Linked DNA regions of Homo sapiens: region 2 is linked to region 1. The links are chromatin loops, found by intact Hi-C in ENCODE. Cell type or tissue: right lobe of liver. All regions are shown on one strand. Each heading gives the region's core, and the rest is flanking DNA. Links, peaks and the distances in the headings are about the cores only.

Region 1 (12,066 bases), core at 2,585-10,584:
GTAGAGATGGGGTTTCACCATGTTGGCCAAGCTGGTCTCGAACTCCTGACCTCAGGTGATCCACCTGCCTCGGCCTCCCAAAGTCCTGGGATTATGGGCATGAGCCACTGCACCAATTTAAACTTAAGTGTGGCCGGTGGTGGAGGCCAGTTAAAAAGTAGCAAAAGGGTCCATATGAGGCTACTCCCTGGGTTTTGCATGAGGTAGAAGGCTGGTTGCACCAATGCTCTATAAATCATCAGCTTGTTGGAACATCGTCCTGGCTTTAGGTGTCCACACTGACTTTCTTTGAGTCATTTTTCTTGTTCTCAGCCAAACATTGCCTCAGCTGGCTCATGTACCCTGTGCGGCGGAACTGGGCTTTTAGCTTGGACTGCCACTCTGAAAGATGATCCAGAATGCCCCTGATACTGATCCTCAAACCTATGACTCTCCATCTTCAGGGTGAATACTGTGCTGACGCTGAGAAGAAAAAGAAAAAAAACTGTCCATATATCCTTGTTTATTTACTGTACTTATTTCATTGGCATCCCTGTTTCCAAAAAAGGCTTGAAATGACTTACAATAAAAACACCTGGCCAAGATGTACATTATCAACCACGTGGCCTGAAACGGACAGGGTAGTTACACATTCTATCAAGTCTGCTTTCATGGAATGGTAAGTTCCACTCAGATACCAAATGGAAATGCATGCCTGGTCTGTGCTATTAGAACAACATGTCCTTATGTTTTGGGATCTTTGGGGTGTTGCTTTTTCTTTGGGGTGTCCAGTGGCACCTTTGCCTGAGTTCTTGTCCTACGTCCTGGATTCTTCCTGGAAGAATCCAGGAAGAATGTGGTATTTAGACAAATGAAGGGTGAACAGGACAAAGAGGAGTTTTATTGAGTGCTGGAACAGCTCAGAGGAGAGCCACAGTGGGTGGCTCCTTTCTGCAGGAAGGTTGTCCCATCAACTCTGCAGCTCTCAGCAGAGAGGAGCCTCCTCCCAACGTGTGCTCAGTTCTCAGCAGATACTGTAGCTCCTCTCTGCAGCTGGTGGTCCCATCATCTTCCCAGCTCTCCACAGATAGGATAGCTCTTCTCTGCAGCTGGTCCTCTAGTGACTCTCCATCCTCTGATCTGCCCTGGCTGAGCTGGGGAGCGGGGTGGGGGTTGCGTTTATGGACCTCATAGGGTAGGAAGTATGTGCCAATTGGTCCATGGGGAGGCCCAGAAAAGGCACCACAAGTCCACACTCCAGTGGGTGGATCTGGCAGCCCCTCCTGCAGCCTTCCGGCCCTCCCTGGCCCCTTCCACCCAGGAATCTGCCTCCTGCCATTCATGGCACCCAGGCTTGGCCAGACTTTGCTCCAAGATCAGAGCTGGTGCCAACAGTAGGGAGAAGTCAGGCAGCAGGAGCAGGGACTTCCAAGACTGCAAAAGCAGGGGAGCCTTCCCAGGCCCCCAAGAGTGCAGGAATATCTAAGTCTGCAGCCACTGGTTTGGGCGGCTGCAGCTGCGAAGTGGGTAGGAGCAAGGGCGGGGCTTCTGCCTGGTCCGTCCCTAAGACCCCCCAGCTCCACATCGAGATCCCTCTCTGCCTGATCTCCCTGCTCCCCTGTTGTGCTGCTCCCCGCTGCAAGCTGTGGGGGAAAGTGAGGGGGCTGTCTGCCTCCTCCCCATGCCCTGCAGCGGCTGGCGTGATGGCAGCCGCACCAGACAGCTGCTGCTGCCATCACTTTCAAAGACTGAAACAAGTTTTATCTGCCATGACATTACTTTTTACATAGAGCAGCTAATCAAAGATAAATTGGTCAATACAAATGGCAGAGAAAAGTCGGGGGAAGCTCTCATTTCTCATTCTTATTATCTGTTAACCATATTTCCATATAGCAGGCTCAATAACAAAATATAACTCCTTATGTAGGAAAACTCACTTTGTGAAAAATGTTTTGTGTATGTGTGTTTCTAACTTGTTCTTGTATATACTTTTTTTTTTTTTTTGAGATAATTTCTCACTATCTTGCTCAGGCTGGAGTGCAGTGGCAGGATGACAGCTCCCTGCAGCCTAAACCTCCCAGGCCCAAGCAATCCTCCCACCTTAGCCTCCAGAGTAGCTGGGCCCACAGGCAGGCACCACCCTACCCAGCTAATTTTCTTATTTTTTGTAGAGACGGGGTCTCCCTATGTTACCCTGGCTGGTCTCAAACTCCTAGGCTCAAGCAATCCTATTGCCTTGGCCTCCCAAAGTGCTGGGATTACAGGCATGAACCACCATGCCTGGCATTTGTATGTACTCATTAGTGACAGAACTAAAAAACAAGAGACAGAAAAAACTATAATCTGAACCAATTCTATAACAGGAAAACAAGGAGCACACACAAAAAAAAAAACCCAGGAGAAATAAAAATGAATTAAATCAGTGAATAATTTTTATTTACTACAATACAAGCACTATAAACGCAATTCAAGAAAAGAGGTGGGGGTGGGGAATGATTTACACAACTTAAATGTTTTAACAAATTAATCTTAATTTTAAAAGAAGAAATCAGAGCCCAATAATTTATTTTAGAAAGAGCAAAATGATCATGGGCATTTTCTCTGAGATCCCTTGAATTATACTAAAGTGTCCCAAAACAAACTAACAAAAAAGAACCATTCTTCAAATATATATATATACATACACAGTAGGGTTGCATTTGAAACACAATTCCACATATACCACCTACAAATTACTCCATGGCAACACGGCATGCTCTACCCGGAAAGCTTCATTAAATCACATCCTTGCAGAAAGAAAAACTCAGCCAGTCATCTGAGCAGCCCGTCCGTTGCACTAACATGACACTAATATTGGCCCCTTCTTGAATTGTTAATCAAGTGTCTTGCTGTAAGTCAATTCCTCTGTACTGGCAGACTTGAGTCACAGTAAGACTGATGAAGGATGGCACTATGTCTGTTTTGGATGAATGTTTTCCCCTATTTCTTTCTTTCTTTCTTTTTTTGAGACAGGGTCTTTCTCTGTCGCCCAGGCTGGAGTGCAGTGGTGCAATCTTGGCTCACTGCAGCCTCCTCTTCCCGGGCTCAAGCGTTTCTCCCACCTCATCCTCTCCAGTAGCTGGGACTACAGGCATGCACCACCAGACTTGGCTAATTGTTTTTATTTTTTGTAGAGACAAGGTCTCACTATATTGCCCAGGCTGGATGAATGTTTTCTGCTACTCATGTGTGCACAGTTGTCACACAAACCCAGTAGAACTGAACCCGTGGCTTTTGAGTGTGCAACCCAGGCTGCGATTGTGCTAACCATACCACCACACACAAGTCACGTGACACTTTTATATGCAGCTTCGCTTTCAAACAGTGCACTCCACACTTACGTACATGAGGTCACAAGCATCTGAGAGAAAGACCATTATCCTCATTGTGGAAATGAGGTGGCAACTCAAAAGGTGGGAACACACAGGTGGGAGGAAAGAAGGATGCATTGCAGGCTGGCCAAGGATGCTGGCTGGAGAGCCGTCTGCAGAGACTCCTACTCCTGAGTAATTCAGCGTGTGCCGGGGGGGCAGCTACTCTGCCTCCATGTAATGCCAGCCCATTGGAAAGGGGTTTATTACACTGCACTCTAGGTTGGAGGTATGAAGTGAAATTAAAATGAGAAGAGCACAAAAATTTATGGAGCCCATAGAATCATGCTCTCCATCACTTCGTTTTTGCTCAACAGTGTGGCAAATGAAAGTGCTCTTGTGACCCCCAGGAAACCATTTGGAGCTGAAGCTCTTCATAGAATTTTCAGGAATAAATCTCATTGCTCAGTCAGGTCATGATGGTTGCTAATATTTGGAGCTCGAACTTAAGTCAGCATTCCTGGCAACTAAACCATTGTTTCAGGATAAATCTTGCACCAGCTTTGACCATACAGGTTCTTCATGCCCTGAGTTACAAACAAGTTACAAACAAGGCCCTGGATAGGCCTTAAATTAGTAAGGATCTCATTAAAAGAAAGGCTGAGAAATGTACAGCAGGCTCACAGCAATGGACAGAAATACTACATCTTTGCCCAAAAACAGTTAATGATGAACTTTGGATGCATAATGGACTTTAGACTGCTCACCAGATTTTGCATATTTTTCCCAATCATGGTGACACACTGCACTAGTGCACTATGCCTTATGCAGTCTCCCCTGTGACCATCTTAAGATGGTTGGGCAAAGTCTTCCTAAAACCCAGAATAATGTGAAATTAAATTTCAAACATAAACGATATTCTGGTTTTACTGTCACACTGTAGTTCATCATGATCTGAGAGCAGTAACCAACCAAACAGGACTTCATCAAGCAATTCTTTACTGGATCAAAACTTCTCTAAGCAAACCCCACTCCAGGATGGCTAAAGCACGAAGCTCTAGCAACTGCGAAAGGATGGAATTGAATCCGAAAACTGCCATGAATCTCCAGTCTCCTTTCACATCAGATAAAACCATATTCATAAGATAAAAGGGCAGTGGGCTCCCTGACTTCAGCATCTGGCCCTTCCCTCCATAACATACAGAAAAGGTGACTCCTTATCAGGTTTAATCCTCATAGTGATACATATTAAAGCCATCAAGGCTTAATATTAAGGCTGAATGGAGTAAATCCTGTGGGCAAGCAGGAGCCCCTTGGACATCTCACCCTAGCCTCCACTCACCTGGCAATTTGACAAATCCCTTCAAGACACATGGCTCTGATTGTCACCCAGACATTGGCATAGGGACTTTCCTTTTATCCCTCATTTTGGAAGTTTTTGTGTGCAGAAGAATTACTGCATAGATTATACACTCAAACATATGTTAAATTTTATGGTCAGTGTAAGGGATTTTCTAGATTCATTTTTACGATGTACTAACTTTGGAACCTAAACCTCCATGAGAAAGCCACTTCCGTGAATACCAACTGGCTTCTAACCAAATAATCTTTTCTTTTTTCTTTTTAGGTGAACAGCTACTCAAAATGAAATCATTGCCTTTCTTTCACATATCTAGTTCCTAATATAGAAGAGTTTATTTGAAAACTGTATAATTATAAATCAATAGTAAGTTTATGTTTTCATTAACAGGCACTCAGCAATACCTTTATGTGTAGGACAATACCAGGATACAACAGATGCAAGAACATGAGATGAGTCCTTTGTTCTCAAGGGGCTTTAGCCCTAGTTTGGGAAGATGGGCAATGCACGTCAATAGAGTTTGCATAATAAAACAATTTTAATGTGAGTGATAAAAATAATATCACTTATTTTGTTGTGCAGCAAAATTCTTCAGACTGATTAAAAATGTAAAATTCATTTTATTTTTATTGTTGCTAGTATTTTTTTTTTTTGCTGTAATCCTGTCACTGAAAATACATTCATCATGCTTAATGTTTTTATTAATCTTCCACCATAAATAAATCATGGGATAAGAGTCACTGTCCAATTTATTTTATGGCTTAAAAAAAAAGACATTCTAGTTCTTTCGTAAATGAACTGTCACTACCAATTATGCAGTGTTCCTAAACTGTTAGACAAATCTGGCCTATTTATTTTATAATGAATTAAAATGTAGGCAATGGACTAGATTTCCCCACTTATTCACAATACTTGTTTCACTGGTCTGAAATATTGAATCTAATCCATTCTAAAATGCATGAATCATATGGCTAATTTCTCATGGTGACATTAAGAGCAAATCGTACTGAAGCTCATACAATATTTCCCAATTTACCACTTCAGTGACACGGTGGTGATGTGTAGTCATCTTAATGTCTAGAATGATACAGTCTGAGAGTTAATGCAACAAATGAAAAACACTCTCTCCCCAAAACAATCAATATGCATTTGTTTATATTAAATATACTGATTCCATTAAAAAGTTACACTCGGTTGACAAGAGTATAAAATGAAGACATACCTACCTGCTTCTTAAATTCTGTTTCTTGTCATTCCATGGTCCCACCCCCAGGCCTCTTTCAAGCAACTGCTTGCTCTTACTGCAACCCCAGACAGAGCTGCAATTCTGACAGGTGGACTAGATTTTAGGGGATTCTGAGGAAATCCCCAGGGGTCATCCATAACACCCAAGGTATCTTGAATAAAACTGGGGCAGGTGTAACAGTGCCTGAAGAAACTGGCAAGAAACTAGCAAGCCCGCAGCCCATGCTTGGGGAAGCAGGGACAAGAAGAGGACAGTGGAAGAGTCCTTTCAGCCCCAACCCCAGGCTTCAACCTCTTCTGCCATCAGGAAGGGCTGGGAGGCCATTGGGTAGCTAAGGGCAGTGGTGAATGATCACCACATTCTTCCATCATCCTCAACCCTGGTGACCAAGGACAGGGGCCAGGAAGTGGCTGGTACATGAAGCAGGGTAGGACACTCCTGACCAAAGGTGACCTTGAGCACTGAGTAGGTCTCCATCCTCCTGGGCTGCTTCTCAGCTTCTGGGCCCCCAGGCACTGCTTACAGAAAGGTATACTCAGACCATGGCCTTCTCCTTCAGGAAGTGAGACCCTGATGGAGCCAGAGGCAGAGGAACTTTAGGGGAAGCTGAGGAGGTTAAGCAAGGACACCTTAAAAGGGAGTTGGAAATACAGCAGCCTCTTTGAAGCAGACAATATTGGTTTCTTAACACTTAAATGCAACCTACATTAACACTTAAATGTAGGTTGATCTCACAGATAAACTAATGGTATATTCATGGTGAGTCAAAGAGCCAGAGATCCTTGAATTATGTAACTTATGTGTTCCTGACTTGTGTATCATATCTTATGTCTAATGCCTTAGGTTAGACAACAACTGCTATTTAAAGCAAACCTATGCCTGAGCCAGCGTCTTATAGGAAATAATCAACCATTTATGCCTGTAGCCTTTGAAAACTGTCCTGGAAGTCAGGCTGACAGGAAGGCCGTTGGAGGCTACAACGTGGCTTACATCTGAGAAGTCTTTTGGATGCTTCTAGAAATGGTTTTGGTTCCTCATTTTCCCATAAGTCTTCCCATAACATTATGAAAGAGGGCAAATAATGCTCTCAAGAAAAATAAGTAGCAGAGAGTAAATGTGAGCAAAAACAAGAGGTAGAGACAGAAAACCAGATTAAGACATTTAGAACCTGAAGCTTCCAAGTACCAAAACAAGTAGGCAGTCAATGCACAAACAAGTCCAAGCTGTAAAATGAGTGTAAGGCAGGGTGGAGGAACATGATTGTCCTGTGATGACAATTTTGGTACTCTTTTGTAATACTGACCTTTTTAGAGCTGTCTTTGGTTCTCCCGCTTTTCTGGTGCCCTCAGAACAGGGAGCTGGCGCTAGGCGAATCACAGGCTGGTTAATGGCTAAGTGATAACCAACAGTTGTGCTCAGAGTAAACTCATTACCTACCTTGTCTCTTATGGGCAATAAGCTATAGTTGACTTTTAATATAATTAAATATAATATTCATGTAACAGCCCAAGTTTCCTAAAGGCATCTGGCAATTCCCTTTTTAATCTTAGTCCATTTTCAGTAATTAGTACTACAGGCCAAAAGCACATACACACACAGCAGTATACATCACTGAAATCAATCACATTGACAGAGATCTGCAGGGTCCTTTTATACTCCACTTTCTCTCTCTCCCCGTCACTGCTAACCCACATCAATATGCTTATTTGCAATTCTTAGCTGCCCTTCTTACCCTACGCTCCATACTTCTGAGCAGCAAGTTGTAATTTCTATTCATTTTAGGAAACTGTCCCAGTTCATTCACAAACACAATGACAACATTCTTCAAATGTTAGGGATGGTTCATTTCAACATGCTTTTAAAATTCCTATTAAAGCAGCAAGGAAGTCTCATTGGAACTAGCAGCGAGGAAGGCTCATTGGAACTAGCAGCAAGGAGGGTTCATTGGATTTAGCAGCAAGGAAGACTCTTTGGAATTAGCAGAAGAAATGCCCACCTATGATGAGACAGCCCATAAACCATGATGCTGAAAAAACAGCCGCTGCTTCAAGGTCATCCATACATTTGGCCATACATTCATCATGGATTAATCAATTTTGTCTTTTTGCTGGCTGACTGAAGTCAGGGAGAAACATGTTGGTAACAGATCTGAAACATGTCACCAGAGAGAAAAGCAGAATCAATACCAAATAGACTTAAGGCCAAAGTCTGAATGATATTTCAGACCAACCAACTGGACTGATGGTTGCCTGTATTTTAAAATGCCTTCCTCCAGGATTCTCCAGCATGAGGTTCTTCCTGCAACTTCCAGCAGATAATTCAACAAAATGTATTGGCATCTCTTGTGTGCCAGAAACTTTACTAGATTAGACCAAAAAGACTTCTAAAGAAAAGCTGCAGAGCTTATAAATGCCTGAATATCATAAAAGAAACATAATTTCTTAAGAAATTAGGTCCAAATAAAGAAACCTACTTCCTCAGCTGGATAACTGCAGTTATGACATATGTTCCACATAATACATAAATAAAGAAAAGCTATTGAGGAGCATATTTATCCATGATCGAGAACAAAACAAACCAGCCAATCATTCCTGGAATGAAGGATAGAAATAATATTTATTATTTGGGGAAGACAGAGCCAGCATCATACTGAAGGTGACAGCATTTGGCCTCTTATCATGGGGAATAAAAAAGGTCCAATTTGTTAGGAACTTCATTTCTGGGGTTGAATCAAGTCAAAATTGTGACATCATCTAAAGTAGACTTTAGTGTCAAACACACTTTCCCATTGTGACAATCTACTTGCACATGGCCTGGGCCTTTGGGCTCCCCACTGTGAGGCCTCTCACGGTGGGACCCAGGCTTTGGGTAGCTGGCTCCATGCTCTAGCAAAGCCTCACTTAGCAGTGGGGAGGTCCCAAGAAGAGAAGCGAGATACCCATATAAAGCAAGCCTGCTTAGCCTTCCAGGGTCCTTCAAATCTTACCAAATGAAAGCCAGCTTGCTCCACCTACTGTCAAGCCAGCATCTCATTCTCCCCATTCTTGTCTCTGTAAGTCCCCCAGACACCACTACAAAGGCCTTTGTACACCTCTACCATCCACCTCAGCCTCATCCCTCCTGGCCTTGGCCATATCTTGGGGCTTCTCCTCAGCCTCTGCCCTCAAAGGAGCCACGGTGCCCACACCAGGATTTTTGGTGTCATGACTATCCAAAAGATAAAAAGACAAGGCTGGATGTTGTAGCCCATGCCTCTAATCCCAGGAGTACTTTGGGAGGCCAAGGTGGGAGGATCACTTGAGGCAGGAGATGGAGACCAGCCTGGGGAACATAGCAAGACACCCATCTCTACAAAAAATTGGAAAATTAGCCGGGCATGACAGTGTGCACCTGTAGTTCCAGCTACTCAGGTTGTTCAGGTGGGAGGATTGCCTGAGTCCAGGAGTTTGAGGCTGCAGTGAGCCATGGTTGCACCACTGCACTCCAGCATGGGCAACAGAGCGAGACCCTGTCTCAAAAAAATAAATAAATAAATAAATAAAAAGATAAAATACAGAATTCTGTTTCTTCTCTCTTAATTCTAGTAAACAACTACTCAAAAAAGGAGAGCCATGAAAGTCACCAGCCTAGAAAATTACAGTCGACTTCATGAGCTTCATTTGGATTTCTCATCATGCAATAGCAAAGTCACAGTTATTCCTACTGAGATCACAATGATGCTGCCAGAGCCTCCCCTGAGCTTGAGAGCCCTCCTCTTCTAAGCAGCATTTGGAGGTGAGTGGCGCAGCCTCCCTGTCAAGCCTGGGGACAAAGGATTCACCTGGTGGGCCACATTCTTGGAGAATATGTTGGCTTCTTTGCGTGTTTGTTTTCCCATATGTTGACTGCTGATGTTTGTTTCCTTGCTTATTTGTTTCCCTGGGTCACCCAACTCCAGCATCCTCCATTGTATAGTGGGAAAGTGGATATCTGGCTTTCCTTCCTTCCTGAGGAAATTATGAACAAGAAGAACAAACTCCAAGCTAAATACAAGTCACGACTTTTCCAGAATCCAAAAGTAAAGTAACTGTGAAGTCAAATTCTTTACAAAGGGGTCCCCTCTAGAGCTCAGCCATCCCCATACTTGGAGTCTCCAGGGCTCTGTTTCATACTTCTCTCACCAAGACATTCCTTTTCTAACCTTCCTCTGCAAATATCCACCCACCTTTCAAGAAATGCCACCCCTACACACAGGAGGCAAAGTTCCAGATGCATCCTTTCTCCTGCCAATAATCCATGGCCCTACATCTGAGTTACTGACTAAAATGAAACCCTGGTGGGGTGGGAGGCTCAGCTGTGATGGTCATTAGTGTCCCAAGCTGGCAAGCTGCAAACTCTCCAGGAGGGAAGGGCTTTGGTGTGGTCTCAGAGGGAGGTCTAGGAAGGATGCGACCCTTCACGCTGGGTCTTCTGCCGCTGTGAGTTGCAGCCATGCCATTTGATCTCCTGATTCTTCCAGCTGGATAACCACTTAACCCACACACATGCACACCCCTCCAAGGGACCGATGTCAATGCTGAGTCCAAACCCAGAATGAGGAAGGGGAATATTTTCCTAATACTGTATTGACTCAGCCTTTTCAAGAGGCCTTGCTCTCCTCAACCAGCAAATCACAAGACTAGAGAGAAGTACTGGGTTTCTTTCATTCTTCCCCTAACCCTCCTTCTAATTGTGCTGTTTCAAACTCCCAGGAATAAGGGATAGCCTAATGTAGGTAGCATCATACACCTCTTATTGTCCTCTTCCAGGAAGAGTGTGAGGTCAAAACCTCCAATGCTCCACTCACTCTCTGTTGGAGGGGTTAGAATATAGAAAGGAGAAACTGGAGAGTACCATTGGGCCTGCATCGATTACAAAGCAAAATCTCTATGTTGTTCAACAAGTGCAAAAACAAGCAGCTACTTTACTGGGTTACTCTCCTATGTTCTCCAGACCCTCTAATATAAGCCAAGGCTATGTAAGAAGCACAGATATTAACAACACTTTTATTAATGGGCAGATACCTCTCCCACCCACATAGATCTCTCTGCCAAAGAAAACCCAATACAGGGGCTACTTGAAGTTTTTGACCAAGAGTTATTATTTTTCCTTTTATCCATGTGACTTAGAACTGTTTCTCACATAGAGTGTGCAGAGTCACCAGGAGGACTTGTTAAAAATCACTGCCTCTTGGACTACTCTATCCAGAGGTCTGGAATGGAAACTTCATCCACCAGGTGATCCTGAAGCTGGTGATCAGTTCGCCCATAGTTAGTACCAGGTGCCCCCAGCAGACATTATGAGCTGATAGAACTGTAAAAAATTATGCTAATTCCAAAAAGGCTAGTCTGCCCTCCTGGGGTGCCATGCTTTCAACAGAAAAAAATAAACTAAATCTATTCTAAGGAGTAACCACATAATTAGAAGGTTATTACCACGTTGTGGAAAGAAATAAATACAGTGATAAAGAACAATGGAATTTGTGGGTTAATTAGTAATACAGTGCTGGGCTTCATGCAGTTACAGACCAATAAAACAAGGACATCAGACTGGTTCACAAAATACTTCCTGATTTCTGAAGCTGAAGAAAATTCATTGGGCTTAAGGAGGTCAAATCTGAGAGCTCAATTATCTTAGTCTCCTAACTTATTGTTAGGAGCATAACCATTCAGCAGGTTGCATATGATGTGACTGTTCTGGCATTTTTTCTTTGCAATCTGTTTATAATTCTCAGCAACATTTTTTTTAAATTAATAAACTTTAAACATTATATCAGTCCATATGTTAAGTATTTATTTATTAAGTAAAATTCTATTGAAGACTAAGAACGAAGACACAAAGATGGCTGAGACACAGCCCTTGCGATCAGGTTGCCTACAGTGTAGCGGAGGAGATGAAAGAAAAATCAATCAAGGTTAGGTGTCAAATGAAAACAGGTGAAGTACTCAAGAGGCATTCACCTTGGGAAGATCAGAGGACATCCTGCCTGAACTGGATCTCCAAGGCTCAACAGTTTGTCAGGTGAAGAAAGGAGAAAGAGAGACAAAAGAACTAACAGATATATGGAGGTGTGAATTCACACGGCAGGTAATTTGGACTGGTGAGGATATGGG
Region 2 (12,066 bases), core at 1,763-9,762, 130 kb after region 1:
CATTCAAGTTCCCTACGTAAAAATTCAATGGCTAGAGAGAGGTCTATTTACTCTTTTCTCTAAAACTAAATTTTTAAAGACTTGTCTTAGTCTTAATTTTATAATTTTATAAGAGCAAATTATTTCAGGAATGATGTGTTCAAAGTATTTTTCAAACTTTTCCAAGGCAGAATGACAAGCTAAAACAAATTTATTTATTCAGTTTGTATTACAAGATAGAAAAGTATATAATAGGGAAGAACTTATTACAAATATTGGATAAAAATTATGTATTTGCCAACATTGTCATCCATTAAAGGACAAATTATGGCTTATGGTAGCTCTCCTAAAGTAATATAATTTATATCTTCAGTCTGGACATGTTTCTCCCCTGTAGACTCATATATCCAGCTGCCTATGTGACAGCTCCACATGAATGTTTAATAGACATCTCAACCTTAACACGTCCAAAATATAGCTGCTGATCTTTGACCCCCAAACCAACTCCTCCTGAAATCCTCCCTACCTCAGTTAAGGACAACTCGATGCTTCTAGTTGCTTAGGCCAAAAACTTTGGTAGCAATCTTAATTCTAATTTTTCTCTTAAATGCCACATCCAGTCAGTAGCAAATCCTTCCAGCTCTATTTTCAAAATATATACAGAATTTAAACACAGACTTTCCTCGACTTCCACTGCCACTTCCTAAACCAAGCTACCATCATTTCTTACCTGAATGTTGGCAACAGATTCCTAATAGGCTCACTCGTTACTAATAGGCCTACCATTAACTCATACAGCAGCTTTGTGCAAATTAGAAAAAGATGATCTTCCCCAAGAACACCTGCAAGAACACTGTAGAAATAAATAGTTCACAAAACTCTGATGTCAACACTGTCACGGCCCCCCCCTCCAGATTGTGGTACACTTGTGCAATGCACAACCTGCCTAAGTGTACAAAACTGCCTTGCTTGTTAGTGTGGTATATTTCTATTTATTTTTCTTATTTATTGTCTATTTCTCCCAATAGCATTCACTCTTTGTGAGGGCCAGGATTTCAGTGTCTTGTTCACAGTTGTAGACCCAGCACCTAAACCATACCTGATACATGATATACACTCAATCAATAGATGTTGACCAAAAATGTACAAAGAACAAGGGTCACATCACCAAAGACCCTGGGCATGAGCTGCCAGCAGGTTAACCTAAATATTCTTCTGAAATCACTTGATTAGATGTACATCCTCAAGTACTGTTGATGTGGAAAGAGGATTTGAAAACAGGATCTCTTTGGATGATTAGTTTCCATTGTAACAAACATTGCCATGAAGAAAATCCTTAGTAATGTGTAAGCCCCAGCTGCAGGCAGCAAAGTATAACTGAAAACAAAGTGGATTGGGAGGTCAACAACAGGCCCTCCAAGTCCAGAGTGCGACAAAGCATGGAGACCTGAAAGAATGCACTGTGCTGGGTGGGAATCCAATTGCTTCTATGTGGAGAGGAGCAATTGGAAAGAGGAAGATAGATAGATGGGGCCTTTGCCATCTCTTCTCTGGCCTTGAGATGAGTCATCATACCTAACCATGACCTTTAACAAAACTTTACAGAAGATTGGAAGGTTAAGGACAAATTAACAGATTTATTTACAACAGCTAATAGAAAGAATTGACCTTGGAGCCCAATGGCCCAACCCAATCCTTTAATCCCAACCAAGCTCTCAGCAGGCTGGTTCAACCTCCACCAAAGGGATGCCCCCTAAATGGCCATGTATTTGTTTAGGTCCAACTCTGACAGCACCCCCCCCGCCCAAATAAAAACTTTCTCTACTGATTTAAATGCCTATTTTTGAATTTCCTTCTCCAAAATGATTGACAGTGGGAATAGTCAGCCCCTACAAATAATATCCCATTGTTTGCTCTCAAAACTAGTAAAACTAGTTGGGCATGGTGGCACAGCTACAGTCCCAGCTACTTGGGAGGCTGAGGAGGGAGGATCACTAGAGCCCAGGAGTTATGGGCTATAGTGTGCTATGACTGCACCTGTGACTAGCCACTGCACCCCAGCCTGGGCAACACAGCAAGATCCCATGTCTTAAAAAAACCAATACAAATAAATTTAATTTTTTTAATTTAAAAGAATATGAAATAAGATGAATCAAATAAGACAAACATACTATTTACAGGATACTCCTCAATATCTGAGTTATTCATCCTTATGTAATACCAATGTAGGACACCAATATCCTAGTCCCCACTGCACTGTACTTTTTCAGTTCTTCCTCCAGAGTGAGTTGAAGAGACTAAGGCAGCACATTCCTCTAGCCATGCTCTAGCTTCAAATTCCACACCCCACATGCAAATGCTTAGTAAAAGAAGCCATGAGACATCCAGATTTGGTAGGTGGGAAGGATGTTTCTAATTCTGTAGGGCTTAGCCCTGCTTATGCAATGGAGGCTCTATCACACAGTGCTTGAGAGTGAGGACTCTGGAGCTAGACGTGTTGGATTCCAATCTGAATTCTACTGGTTACTTATCTGTGTGTCCTTGGGCATACTATTGAACCCCTCTGTGTCTCCATTTCATCAATAGCAAGGGATTGTAACAGAATTACTATCAGCCATTACATTAATACAAATAAAAAGCTTACAAGAGTACCTGGCACATAGAATCTGGCTCAACAAATTTTAGTTATAAGTATTGCATTATTAAAGAGGGTATTTAGCATCCCATTTTGAGCATTTTCACTGGGACCCTTGTCAATTTCAGCCAGCCACAAGAATAATATTTAAATCCTCCTACTACTTCTGCATAACCAAAGGTGACTAGCAGAATGGTCTCTTTCTGAACATAGTCTGAACAAAAATAAATTCCAGTCTCTATTCATAGAAGGCAAAAACAAACAAACAAACAAACAAAAACCCTGCTTGTAACTCTTCCAATGACAATATTTTGCAAGTTCAAACAATTTTTTCAAGACCAGTCTTCATTAGGCACCTAGTTAAGAAATCTGGACTTTAGACTGATGGCAATGAGGAGGCAATGAAGAATTTTCTTGTTTTGTTCTTTTTTTTTTTTTTTTGAGGCAGAGTCTCCCTCTGTTGCCCAAGCAGAAGGGCAATGGTGCAATCTCAGCTTACTGCAACCTCAAACTCCCAGGCTCAAGCGATCCTCCCACCTCACCCTCCCGAGTAGCTAGGACTACAGGCATTGTGCCACCACACCCAGCCCAGAATTTTAAATGAAACATTACTTGATCAAACTTGTGTTTTGAGAAGAGCACTCTGGCAACAATGTGAGAGCAGATGAAGGGCTATTGAGAAGGAAGTCCAAGTGCAGGCCACTTCAATTACCTAGACAGGAAATAAGAAGGACCAAACCCAAGGCAACAGGTGGAGGGATTATGCCAAAAGATCTTCCATGACCATCACATCTCCAGAATATCAAATTTAGTAATCACCTATTTTTCAGCTTAATCTTGTATGATGTTAAAAAGTGGTGGGTGCGGCCAGGCACGGTGGCTCAGGCCTGTAATCCCAGCACTTTGGGAGGCCAAGGCTGGCGGATCATGAGGTCAAGAGATCGAGACCATCCTGGCCAACATGGTGAAACCCCATCTCTACTAAAACTACAAAAATTAGCCAGGTGTGCTGGCGCATGCCTGTAGTCCCAGCTACTCGGGAGGCTGAGGCAGGAGAATCGCTTGAACCCGGGACTCGGAGGTTGCAGTGAGCTGAGATCACGCCACTGCACTCCAGCCTGTTGACAGAGCGAGATTCCATCTGAAAAAAAAAAAAAGTTGTGGGGGAGTGGGTGCATGCTTAAACACTTGGCTTCCAGATCTCATACAGGAAAACATGAGCAAATGTCATCTATGAATTTATAGTATGCTTCCTATTAGTGAATGGCTTTGCCTTTCCACAATGATGATTACCCGATAATAAAATTCAGCATTTAAAATAGAAAATTATTAGACTTGGATAATGGCACCCTTTTCTCTGAAAACTTCCAGGACCTGGGCAGGAGGCAGAAAGGGCATGAGGCTCTTCTGGGAATCAGCACACATTCTCCAATAGGCCAGCAGAGTGAGGGGCTTGGAAGGCCAAAGGCCTCTGTCAGAAAGAACCATTGGTGCCGGATCCATGGCACCTCTTTATTTTCTGCGGGCTCTAAGGATGAGCCTGGCAGCTACACTTTTATTGTAGAACAGAATTCAATTTTCAGTTCTTTCTCTTAATCTTTTCCCCTAGAACAGACACAAAAGCAAGAATTATTTCTTCAATAATATGGCGCATCAGCATCTTTATTTTCTCAGCTGCACAAATGCTTTTTAGTATATCATTTGGTCAGCATTATCTTATTCCTATAGAACAAATAATAGAAGCACAGAGAATAACAGTGGGTTACCCAGTGTCACACAGCTAATCAGCTTCCAAGCTGTATGTCATAAAGGTAATCAGCTTCCAAGCTGTAACACTCAATGTTATCCCTACTACATTAGTAGACACCTAGTGAGTCCTTGAATTTCAATCCAGGGCTCCACTCAGATATTGTTTTTGTAAGCAAAAGATAAATTAATCCTACCTTTTGAGAGATAGGATTTAGAAGAAACAAGAAAAGAAATGTTAAGATTAGATAATCTAAGTGAGAAAAGTAAAATAATTAATAATTTTAATCAGTGCCAGAAAAACATTTTCAGCAAATAATGGTCTCACTGATATTTTATAAAACATGAATCCCCATACACGGTATTTCTCTAGTTTCAAGAAGCACTGTAGATGAATTATTTAAAAGGTCATGTTTTCTTCAGCAAGCCTTCCCCTCTTACTTTGTTTTTGTTTTTTTAGAACTACATCTCTAAAGATTTTTTAAATTTTTTATGCTAAAAGAAAATAGTAACTCCTGTGACTGATGTTCCAGTATCCCAAGATACACATTGTCAGATAAGCAAACTATGCAACACTGCATGATATAAAACAGTTTTCAGGAAAAAAATATTAATTTTATCTGGCATATCTGGCATATTTGGGGCCATAAGATTTGCTTTACTCACCGTTAGAATTTCTTCGTGAGTCTTTTCTAAAAAATAGACAAATGATGGTTTAAATTAACAAACTAGGTCTCTACAACCACAATTTCAAGCATTGTCTGTCTCTCCAGAAGTACACTAAGATTGATCTAGTTCTTTCTATTCTTAGATTTCTTCCTTTTATACTTCCCAACTGTCATCATCCTCCAACACGATCAAAAATCAGGTTAAGACAGAAATAAATGTATGTTCCAAGCGCATTTACCTGGGAAGAGTTTTGTTCTCAGAAGGACAAAGTGTATCATAGATCCAGCATCCCTCAGAGGCTGATCGGAGGTGAGTTTACAATTCATACACACACTCACATGTTTTTTCCATAAACTGAAATAATACGGAAGGTCATAACATCTCTCCCACAAGGAAAAGATAGATAGTATGTTATTCTTAAGAAAAGTCAAACGTTTGTGATTTTTTTTTTTGTTCTTTATGCATCTCACTAAAACATATTTCCATCACACTTGTGAATCAGTGATTCACCACCACCCTACACTCCTGGCTCAAGAAAAAGTACAGAACAGGATTTGGGCTGGAAATCTCTTCAGATCTGTAGCTAACAAAGAGCAAATTATTTAAAATATAAACCAAGCTGAAATCACAGCCTTTATTGGGCACTGACTATGCACTAGGCACAGGCAGGCTTGCGTGTGCTGTATCCTTACCACAGTCTATTGAGAAATGTATAATCAACTTAGTTTACAAATGAGCAAAGTCAGGTTAGGAAGATTAAGTAATTTTCCAACATAATACAACCAATACATAGCCAGGCCTGGATTCAAAACCATATCTGCTTTAGTCACTTGTCCCACGAACATTTTACTAAGATGCTGTGAGCCAGGTATTGTTCTAGGACCTGGAAATATAGCAGGGAGCTGACATTCTAGTAGGGGGAAAAAGCAATAAACAAATGCGCGCGTGTGTGTGTATAGATATAGATATACAGTAGATGTAAAGTCAGAGAGTGAGGATTATCACAGAGAAAAATAAAGCAACTGAGAGGAGGATAGAAAGAGAAGAAAAGAGGGTGTGGTTTGGATGGGGTGTCCAGGGAAGACCTCTGGGAAGGTGAATCTGGGCGGGGCTTGGATGGAGTGAGTGAAAAGCAGTGTCAGTATCTAGGGAAAGAGGCTTCCCGGCAGAGGGGGCATCAGGGGCAAAGGCTGAGAGATGGTAGTGATTCTGCAGCATGGTTGAGCAATAGCACCGAGATCCATGTGGCTGGAACTGCAGGCAAGAGGAAACAGAACAGGAGATGAGGCTGGAGGCGCAGCCAGTCAGAAGAACTTTGGGTCCTTGCATAAGGAGATGACAAGAAGTTGGGGGTGTCTGGGGCAGAGGGCTAGATGATCGGTTTCACTCCACGCCACTGTCCTCTGTACGTCACTTCCATCCCCGTAGTACCCAATGTCCCCTCTTGCTTGACCAAAGCCTGAGTTTCTGAAACCTGTTCTAAGACCCATACTGCCCTCACCTGTTTCTCTGATCATAGTTGCAGTTACGTGGCCACTGGTGGCTTGTTACTGTTATCTGTCCTTCTACCCTATGGAAATTATGGACCTCCTAGCTCATCCACTCAGGGCAGCTTTCTGAGTGCTGCCTGGAAAACATCAACCCATGAAGACTGTCATAGACTTTCCAAGGCACAGACCCATCACTTCTGCTTCTCTGTGTTAAAAACATCCCCACGGATTTTATGCCTTGATTTTCTCCTCATGGCACAAGATTCATCCAGATTCACAGCCACAGCCACATCTTCCAGATGGAAGGACAAACATGAGCCCTGATTTTGCTCCAAAAACTGCTAGAAGTTGGGGAAACAGCAACAAACAAGATACAGCCACTCCCCACATGGAGCTCACATTCTCTGCATCCAGGTCACACTCCTCAGTCAGAAAATGGGAGGCGATAGAGAGGGGAATCTTCGTAGTTTGATGAAGTGAACGAAATAAAATTTTTGCATTGTTCTTAGTTGCAACTTTTTTATTTTAAAACATCAGATAACATTAAAGGAAGGCATGTTTTATGTTGGCCAAGAAAAAAATAGGCTTTAAAAGGCTGAAAAACAGTGGAATTGAGGGCTTTAGCAATGACCTTATTTTCATTATCTAGACTGAAGTAGTCCTCCGAGGGGAGAATTTCAAATGTTAGAACAGGAGAGGAAGTGTCATGAAATATGGCTACAGGAGATGATTTGAGGACAGCAGAATCTCCTCAAATTACTCACAGACTGCTCTACATTTGCAAGGGCTGGCCGCATCCAAACATAGGATTTGCAGTCCTATCAGTGCGTTTGAGCGTCCCTAACTCAGCGGTTACATCTCTGTTCTTACTGTCTCTATTTCCCTGACCAGGACTATTTGATGTCCTAGTAAGGTTCTACTCAGCCTCTTTTCTTTATTAAAAACTAATTCTAGCTGGATGCGGTGGCTCACGCCTGTAATCCCAGAACTTTTGGAGGCCGAGGCAGGCAGATCACCTGAGGTCAGGAGTTCCAGATCTGGCCAGCATGGTGAAACCCCATATCTACTAAAAATACAAAAATTAGCCGGGCATGGTGGCGGGTGCCTGTAATACCAGCTACTCAGGAGGCTGAGACAGGAGAATTGCTTGAACCCAGGAGGCGGAGGCTGTAGTGAGCTGAGATCGTGACACTGCACTCCAGCCTGGGCAACAGAGCAAGACTCCGCCTCAAAAAAAAAAAAAAAAAAAAAGGCAGCTAATTCTAAGGCAGGGCAATCTGGACACCTGTCCCTTTATATTTACCCTTCAGGGCACATAACAATGTAGATCACCCAGCAGAGTCCTTGAAACTGATTGACTGATTGACTTCCTCATTTCCTACTTGTCAATTGCCTGTAGGCCTGTGTGTGTGGTAGATCACATCATATATATAATGTGTCAATTATCTATACATGTGTATATAAATATGTATACATACATCTCTGTGTCTTACATTTAGTAACCGCTCATTTTTGGGTTAACAATTTTTTTTTCATCAGGGCTAAAATTTATTTCATTTTCTCACATTTCTCACAACAAAGATTCTCACAGATTTTGTGCTGGAATTTTTTGTTTCATCATGGGAGAAAGATTCATTCAGATTCAGTTGTATCCACTTCTTCTAAGACAAATACTCAGACCACTGTTTCTGAGCCTTATTTTCTCTAGGAGGACAAAGTATCTCCTGGATAGTGACTCCAAATTTTTCTGTCTTGCTTTCTTTCAGAAACAAAGCACTGTCAAGAAATGCTTCCCAGTCTCTAAAAATGCTGAGAGGAGTTGGGGTGGGGGGGTGAAGGGGGTCTCTTATCTTGGCCTTTAGAAGGACTTCCATATAGAACCACTTCTCCATGCCCACACAGTCTTCTCAACACGTCCCCCGTAGGGGCTCCTTCTGTTCTGGTGCACAAGTGGCCCCCGTATCCTACACCTGGAATAACTAAGTCCAAGAGAAGGGCAGCCCAAATGACCAGATTGATGCCTGAGAAAGAGCTCTAAACTGAGATATTTTTACCCTTCAGCTGTTAGACGTGGAAACAGATACACATTCCGCTGTCCTCCAAAACAGGTGAAGACATTTCACAAGCAAATGGTCAGTTGGGTAGCCTTAAGCTGAGTTTCCCCACCCCTCCTACAGTCCTGCTTTTCCTTTCTCTTCTTTCTGGCAATAAATTTCTAGCTCTAATTGTTCTCTATGACTCACACCTTTGACCGATATTTACCCAAGAACCCACTGTGTGCTACTCTGTGCTTGCCGCCACGTGGCTATAGAAGACATTTACTAAAGATATAATCCCACAATTGGAATTGCTGGTGTTTCAGGTGGAACACAAAAACATTCAGGAAACATATATGGAATCTGTGTAGCAGTGACAGAAGGAAGTCCAGATGTGTGGGTTGGCAGGCTTTATGGAAGACAGAGACCCAAGCTGAACTTGGCAGGTTTACACACTGATGTACCAGTGGCTCAGATGGCCATTCCCAGCCAGGCAAAAGCCAAGTGAGAGCAAGATGAGTGGGAAGATCCATGAACATATGTGCTGAGTCCATCCCAGTTACAGCAGCGATGTTCTTGTGTGCTTGTCCAATTTAAAATGCCTAAATATTATTATTATTATTATTTGAGACAGGGTCTCACTCTGTCACCCAGGCTGGAGTGCAGTGGCACAATCTTGGCTCACTGCAACCTCCGCCTCCTGGGTTCAAGTGATTCTCCTGCCACAGCCTCCTGAGTAGCTGGGATTACAGGCGAGCACCACCACACCCTGCCAATTTTTGTATTTTTAGTATAGATGGGGTTTCACCATGTTGGCCAATCTGGTCTCGAACTCCTGACCTCAGGTGATCCGCCCGCCTCAGCCTCCCAAAGTGCTGTAATTACAGGCATGAGCCACTGTGCCTGGCCTAAATATTATTTTTTAATTCCTCTCAAGTTATGGAAAAAGACAGTGCAGAGTTATTCATGTCTTCTCAAGAAGGACCTGGAAGAGTTCAACACAGAGAGAGATCCCAAACCAGTACTATCACTCTCCCAGAGAAAACCACAGAAACTCCTCAAAGCAAAAGACAAATGGAACTAGAAGTCTAATTGTAACCCCCAATGGCTTATAACCCCATCTGAGCCTGTATCCTTGAATGTCACTCTGCCCACAAAACAACCAGAGGAAATTCCCGAAATGTACATAGTTTTTCCTCTCTCCTCTCTTTCTCCCACATTCACTGGAAAAAATGTTTGACTGCTCTCTGTACCCCCTCTTGCTTTCTGCTTTTGTATACCACCTGTTCCTGTGGTGTTTTAATGAATACGCATAAGCCCTGACTCATAAGATTAAAATGAGCACCATTCCAAAATTCTGATTGTGCCATGGAGATCACAGCCAGGATATGTAGGCTGAGCTGAAAGCAAGAACTGGTTTCCTTTGTGATCTTCTTTAACACCTACAACTTCTCACTCTATAATGGACCATTGTGTTTCTCTGGGCTGCTCTATGACTCACCAGTCTATCATACAGATAGATGGAATTTGTTCATTTCCAAGGGATTTTTTTAGGGGGTATATTAGTCCATTCTCACACTGCTATAAAGAAATACCCAAGACTGGATAATTTATAAAGGAAAGAGGTTTAATTGACTCACAGTTCCGCATGGCTAGGGAGGCCTCAGGAAACTTAAAATCATGGCAGAAGGGGAAGCAGGCACGTCTTACATGGCAACATGAGAGACAGAGAAAGAGAAAGAGAGAAAGCGAGAGAGAGTGCCAAGGGGGAAGAGCCCCTTATAAAACAATTAGATGTTGGTAGGGCACGGTGGCTCAAGCCTGTAATCCCAGCACTTTCAGAGGCTGAGGCAGGCGGATCACAAGGTCAGGAGATCGAGACCATTCTGGCCAACATGGGGAAAGCCCGTCTCTACTAAAAATACAAAAATTAGCTGGGTGTGGTGGTGTGTGCCTGTAATCCCAGCTACTGGGGAGGCTGAGGCACGAGAATTGTTTGAATCCAGGAGGCGGAGGTTGCAGTAAGCCGAGATCACACCACTGTACTACAGCCTGGCGACAGAGCGAGACTCCATCTTAAAAAACAACAACAACAAAAAAAAAATTAGATGTCATGAGAACCCACTCACTATCACAAGAACAGCATGGAGGAAACCGCCCCCATGATCCAGTCACCTCCAACCAGGTCCCTCCCTCGTCAAGTGGGGATGATGGGGATTACAATTCAAAATGAGATTTGGGTGGGGACACAAAGACAAACCATATCAAGGGGGTCTGGAAATCTCAGACAGCAAGGAAGTGCTAAAGCTATATGATTTTCTGGTAAAAGAGCAGCTGCCCCTAAAGTATTTCATTCTAAAATTTGGCTGATGGCAGAATTGCACTGATTTTTAACCACTTTGTTTGGCTAGCAGATGATGGCTGGATCAGCTGTGGCCTAAACCTCCTTCACTGTAATCAGTCCTAGGCTATGAGGAGGAATTGTGCTTGACAGGTAGTTAAGAAAACTGACAGGAAATAGCATTTGGCCTCTTTAAAGGTAAACTACAATCTGTAAGAGATAATCCAAATCTAATTTATCAAAATTCCAGATGGCAAAGCTATGAGTAACATAGCCTCTGCCTGAGGTTTATATTAAATTATGACTTATTTACCTTTTACTGTTCTTTAAATTTTAACTTTCACATAAAAGGGAAGGACTAAAATTCTGCATACCCTGAATTTGGAGCACAGCAGTTTCTACGCCACTGTTGAATACAGGATGTAGATGCATTGATTGGGAATGCAGACTGCCCAGGCTGGAGTTGAGACCAACTTGACCAATGTCAAAACAGTGTGAGTGTTCATTCATGATGCTGAAGAACGAAGGAAAAGCAATATGCATTCAGATTTAAGCATAAGGAATGAAATCTGTTTTAGGGCCAGGCATGGTGGCTCACATGTGTAATCTCCGCACTTTAGGAGGCCAAGATGGGAGGATCACTTGAGCTCTGGAGTTCCAGATGAGCCTGCACAGCATAGAGAGACCACCATCTCCACAAAAAATAAAAATAAATTGTAAAATAATAGCAAATAAAAAGAAGTCTGTTTTAGGAATTTACCTTCATCTCAATAAAAGGGAAAAAAACAAATTATTGATCCCATCTGCAAACTCCTGTGGAGAATTGTTTTATGCTTTTACTACTATGGTGGAAGAAAAGCATTTCATTTTTCTACATGTGGGAAGAGTTACTTCTCAAAAGTTTGGTCTCTATTTAAGTACAGGGACACATGGCTCGGATCTTCTGGAAAAGTATCAATTTCAAATATTCAGGTTGGGTCCAGGCTAGGAGTGGGAAAAAGTTGTCCAGTAAGTACTATCATTGAAAACCAGTCTTCCCCTACTCCCGAAGCACAATCTGGACCTTTTTTTTTGTTACAACCTGCTTTCCACCCATGGGAATGGTCTTTTTTCCCCGTGCAGTGTCCAGGAGAGACTTATCATTTGAGATTCTTGGGAGTTAAGGACGGA

The links. Hi-C counts contacts between places; a loop is a spot of excess contacts. Peaks named below come from ENCODE experiments on the same cell type or tissue, not always from the same donor. Only the 100,000 strongest peaks of a DNase experiment are listed, where the experiment ranks them.
Region 2: it touches region 1 in a loop (4-fold over the local background); 16 of 110 quality-filtered maps call a loop at or near these places.

What each region holds. Positions count from the first base shown.
Region 1 is chr4:170,029,705-170,041,770 of GRCh38, reverse strand. It overlaps LOC101928198 (a long non-coding RNA gene), which reads left to right and starts at 8,768. Exons shown (of 3, transcript NR_125890.2): 1 at 8,768-8,987; 2 at 9,520-9,709; 3 at 9,873-9,997. In right lobe of liver, for the core only: no CTCF peak of the experiment used is centred there; no DNase peak of the experiment used is centred there.
Region 2 is chr4:169,897,312-169,909,377 of GRCh38, reverse strand. No RefSeq gene overlaps it. Among named protein-coding and RNA genes, the nearest start is that of LINC02275, 73 kb to the left of the region's middle. In right lobe of liver, for the core only: CTCF peaks have their summits at 3,054 and 6,530; DNase peaks (open chromatin) are centred at 3,117 and 6,207; H3K4me3 peaks cover 424 bases; H3K27ac peaks cover 814 bases.